Regions from separate parts of the Homo sapiens genome. Here region 1 is linked to region 2. A link is a loop called in an ENCODE intact Hi-C map of the cell type or tissue named here. Cell type or tissue: Calu3. All regions are shown on one strand. Region 1 has its middle 29 kb from the start of LINC03015. Region 2 has its middle 29 kb from the start of FAM157D.

The links. A loop is a pair of places that touch in the nucleus more often than their neighbours do. Peaks named below come from ENCODE experiments on the same cell type or tissue, not always from the same donor. Only the 100,000 strongest peaks of a DNase experiment are listed, where the experiment ranks them.
Region 1: it touches region 2 in a loop (8-fold over the local background); 3 of 110 quality-filtered maps call a loop at or near these places.

The regions. Positions count from the first base shown.
Region 1 is chr7:119,666-122,165 of GRCh38, reverse strand. No RefSeq gene overlaps it. Among named protein-coding and RNA genes, the nearest start is that of LINC03015, 29 kb to the left of the region's middle. RefSeq lists a silencer at 2,113-2,331. In Calu3, no CTCF peak of the experiment used is centred here; a DNase peak (open chromatin) is centred at 1,335.
Region 2 is chr7:63,019-65,518 of GRCh38, reverse strand. No RefSeq gene overlaps it. Among named protein-coding and RNA genes, the nearest start is that of FAM157D, 29 kb to the right of the region's middle. In Calu3, a CTCF peak has its summit at 1,288 (motif pointing left); a DNase peak (open chromatin) is centred at 1,278.

The sequences.
Region 1 (2,500 bases), 57 kb before region 2:
ATTATTTTCTTCCTTTTGTGGATTTTGGCTGGAGAATATGGTCTAAGTGTTCTTGGGATTTGACATAAGTTCAAGTTAAAGAAGAGGTTTCACGGCTTCTTGAAGAGAGAGGCATTTCCCACTCCAGGTGTGATGTACCTGTCAGGATCCACTGCTGGGTCTCCCGATGCGTGTTTGGGACCCTGGGTTCACAGAGGGCCGCTGAGGTCCCCACTGCTGCGGGCTGCCTGGTCATCTTCAAATGATGCTGGAATCTCCACTCACGTACTTACCTCCATTCCTAAAATAGTATCGTGTTTTTCCTCTTTATTGTTTGTGCTATTGGGGAGGAGCCTATTATCAGAGGAAATGGATGCACATCGGACACCCTGGTCTGGCTTTATCAGGTTCGCATGCCCTTTCTTATCACCGCCTTTCCCTGCCCTTCCCCTGCCCCTCTCCACCCCTTTCCCTCCCTCCTTCTCCTTTTCTCCTCCCTTTTACTCCGTCCTCTCTCCTTCCCTGCTCCTTCTCCTTCCTTCCTGCATTTCCTCCCCCCTCCTTCCCTCCTGCCTCTCCTTCCCTCCTCCCTGTCTTTTCCGCCCTCTTCCCTCCCTCCGTTTCTCTCCTTCCCTCCTCCCTCCTCCCTTCCTCTCCACCTCCCACTCCCTCCCTACTCCTCCCTCCCTCTTTCCCATCTTCCCTCCTCTGCTCCCCCAGCCCTTAGCTTCAGAGATCTGAGGTCCTGTTCCTTAGCACCTGGGAAAGCTGGCCCCACAGACCCTCAGGTTCTCTCCACTCACCGACTGGTCCCCTTTCCTGCCAGTGCCTCTCTTGGTTCCCACCCTTCTCCATGGGCAGCCAATTTGCTGTGTTTGACATCTTTTAGTTTGTATGTTTTCTTGAAGAATCGGCCTGACTGTTACGGGTACGGGAGTCACCGTGCTCAAGAGGACCCTCTGTGTGGCCGCGTGCTCGTCCAGGGCGGGGCCTGCCCCACTGCGGAGCCCAGCCTTGAAGCTGCCATCTTTCCACGCTCACACCGAGGGCATTCAGGTTGCCTCCCAGTAATGCTTGGTCCAAGGAGTCCCAGACCGAACAGGAAACTTTAATGCTGATTATACCACATTCATCTTTTTAAAACTTGGTTCTCACTTGCCTCTGATTTGTGCTGTTGACATGTTGTTTAAAAAGCCTTGCCTCGCTCCTTGGCCATGGTTATATTCCCTTATATGAGGTTAAATTTGTAGCTTCACCTGTAGGTGACGGCCATGCCTGGTGTGGCTGGCTGTTGAGGTGCAGGGCGCCGCCGTCCAGCAGAGGCCAGTCCAGGAGCAGAGTCCAGAGGCAGCCTGCAGCCCCTGTCCAGAGGCCCTGAGGGGTCCGGGCCAGGGAGGTGGCCTGGCTGCAAGCCCAGCAGAGCAGGCACGTGGGCAGGACCTGGCCGCAGTCTCACGGGGCGGGCCCCTCCTTCTTCCCCGACGCTCCCCGCTCCCTCCCCACACAGGTGTGCGGGGCTGAGCCCCCGGTGAGTGTAGTGTTTCCAGCCTATGTGCCGGAGTCACCTAGGAACAAGCTCCTGAACTTGCAGCAGAATGTAGCTGCGGACGTTTTGAACACACCGGGGAACAAGCTCATGGATTCACAGCGGAATGTCGCTGCGGACGTTTTGAACACACTGTGGAACAAGCTCCTGAATTCACAGCGGAATATAGCTGCGGACATTTTGAACACACCGTGCAATGTTCTCTTTCTTCATTCATCCTTTTGCCAATTTCCTTAACAAATATTGAATTTCCACCATGACTCAGGCACTCCAGAGTGAACCAGGCCAGACCCTGTGCCCAGGTGCCTGTGCCAGAAATAATTGGGCTCTCCTGGGCCTCTAGGTCAGTTTAAAGTTAAGGGTCCGTGCATCATTGCTGTTAGAAAATTCCTGGAAAAAGTATTTGCATGTCTTTGGGGAAGAGAACCAGAGGAAAGGAATGGGTTTTCTCCCTGGACAGTGAGTGCCCTTCCCTGCGAGTGACCAGGACCAATGTGATGTGGCTGGGGCAGTGGGGCTGGAAGAGGAGTGGCAGCTGTGTTTGTCACAGGCCTGGCTGAGGAATTCTCTGTGGCTCTGAGCCCTCGCTCCTGCTCCTCAGGGGCTCCTGGCCCCTCTCCTGCTCAAAGCTTGCTCCCCCAGAGGGTCCAGGCAGCGAGACCTGGGTGTGGGCCGGCCTTCCCTGCCCTGCCAATGATGGCTGGGTGGTGGCAGAACCCCCTAAGGCCCAAGGAGTTCTGCTCAGTGCAAGACTCATCATCTGGCCACACTGCAGGTCCGCAGGGGACAAGGCTCCAGGCACAGGAAGACCCAGCTCCCATGGCCTGGCCCCCGAAGGCTCGACCCCGGGGACAGACTCTGGGAAACTCTCTCAGCTGGAGGCTTTCCGTGCAGCTGGAGTTTAAACAGCCCAAGGCTCCGGGCTGTCATCTCCGCCCAGGATTAGCTGCTGCTGGAGACTTCCTCTCGTGGGCC
Region 2 (2,500 bases):
CTGTGTTGCCGTCACTTACTGGGAGGTGTTCGGGTGGGACCTTGGGGCGTGGCCCCTTGCTCTTTTGTTGCCACTCTTGATTTTTAAAAGCATCGTCTTGTTCAGTTAGTACACCTGAAATCTGCTTTTATACAAACGAGTTAAAGCTCAGCCTTAGCCGTGGTCCAGTGGGGCCTGGGGAGGGCCTCTGCACAAGATGCACGGGGCAGACCCCACAGCACCTGGCAGGCCAGCACCCGGGGCCCAGCGGCCTAGTTTGGCCACAGCAGGGAACATGCTGCCTCCACCCCTTCCCCGGCTGGACCACAGAGACCTAGATAGTAACTAAGCAGAGACTCATGTCCTTGCTGTCTTTCATGGCGTGATTAAAGGGCCCTGCCCCACCGGGCGCTGAGAGCTCTGAGAGGAACGTCTGCTCCTGGCTTCTCTGGGAAGTGGGGCCCAAGTGAGGCTGAGCTGTGTGCAACATGCAGGACATACAGGCTCAGAGTGGTGGGGACAAAGCAAGGACAAAGCCTCACGACAACGGAGCAGGTTACAGAGCTGGCTGTGACTTCAGATGAGTCACGTGAGGCTGGCATGGCTGTGCTCCCTTGGGCATGCAGTCTCCCAAGAAGCAGCAAGAAGAATCCACCCTTCAGAACAGCCTGCAAGGGGGAGCACCCTCCCTGCCTGCTCCTCTGTCCAGAAAGCTGCCTCCCCACCCTTCAGCAGTTCCAGGAGGGGCGACTCCTCCAGGCCTGAACTGAAGGGACTGGGAGTATGGAGCACTGAGCAAGAAGAAGGGAGGGGGGCTGAGAGGAGGGGGCAGTGCACATGTCTGTGCTCTCAGAAATGGTGGAAAGTGACAGCCCTGGCCCCTAGATGTCCAGAATTTAAGAAAGATTCTTGGAATTCACACACACAAGCACAGAAACGCACACCCAACACCCCTTAGCCCCTGCTGGTCATGAGACTTATTATTGGATACCTGGGAGTCTGCATGTGTCAGATCCCAGTGGTGACAAACCCGCTGGGCCCCCTTCCCATCACTCACTGTCCCCAGGACAGAGGCATCACCAGGCCTTTGTCCCTCTGCTGGGGCAGCTGGGTTGGTGGGGAATAGAGGGGCAAGGGAGAGACCTGGGGCTTCTTTTCTCCAGCGTCACTCTGGGGGGATGAACATACTATGCATTTCTCCTCCTGCGATAATCAGGCCCCCAGGCCTGCCCCTGCACTGCAGCTCCCACCTGGTGCCTGGCTGCCTCAAGCCAGCAAGATGCCTCAGCCTCTGGAGGTGAAGAGGAAAGCTAGCTGTGCCCCCTCGTGGAGAGCTGCTGGTTTATTCCTTAGTGATGGGTCCTGAGCATTGGCCTGATTATTTTATAACAGACTGATATCTTTCTGGAGCCCCTGAAAACACAATTTGCTGCCATGAAGCATGTTGTTTCCTTGCTAAAACAGTAAGTTGTTTTCCCCAGCAATTCTAACAGGCAGAAAACCCCATCTCAGCACATCAGCATCCCTTCCCTACCCCAGGAAGGTAAGAGAGGGCTGCAGGAAGAGGAAGGAAGTGCTAGAAAGCGGCTCTTCCCCGGGGAGCAGCGGTCAGTCAGTCTGCATCCTCCTGGGAGCCTGGTTCCTGCAGTTCCCACGGCCGCGCTGGGTAAAGCTGGCAGGGAAGACAGACCTCTACCGGGGCAGGGCCCTGCAACTTCTTTCTCCTGTGTTAAACTGTTCTCAATGACAGAGGCTGCCACGATGGTGACACTGAAGAGCACTGGCAAACGCACTAGCTGAGTAACAGACACTGTAACCAGCTGGCTGCAGCATTCGGAGTGGGCAGGTGCTGCCTGACTGCAGGGGCAGAGGGCCACCTGTCTTCTCTATACCCTCCTGGCATTTCAGAGCCCTGGCCGGAGCCTGCCTTCCTGGCCATGGTTGTGAGCAGGGAGGCCTGGGTGTACACATGTCCATGTGTGGATCAGCAGAGGGGTAGAATGGGGCCTGTGTTTTTTTACCCCATCCCACCCGATGGCCTACACTGGAAAGTCATGTAGGAATGAGGAAGGTGAAGAGGGTTCTTGCAGCTGACACCAGGCTGCCCAGCTTAGGTTGGGCCTGACCTCAGGACTGAGCCCAGCCCCCAGGGTAGCTCCAGTGCTCACCGTCGTACCCCATGATGCCCTACTGTGTTCACAGGGGAATGAGGCAGCTCCCCACACACAGAGGGCTCCCAGGACAGGTCCTGCCAAGGGTGTGACTGATGACCTGCTCCCCGAGTCCAAAGTCCTGGCTGAGGTCCAGGCAGCTGTGTCAGGGAGGGTCACATGGCACAGGCCAGGAAGCCCCTGCCCATGGGGCTAGCATTTACCATCCACGAATACGCTCCCTTTCAGGGTGCCTGATAGTGGTGAGGGTCAGATCGGGCATGATGGAAGTCATGGCCAGGGCAGGAGGTAAAGAGGATGCATGGTCTCCTGGCCTCGGAGAGTTTGCAAAGTGCCCCTCGGATCTGTCA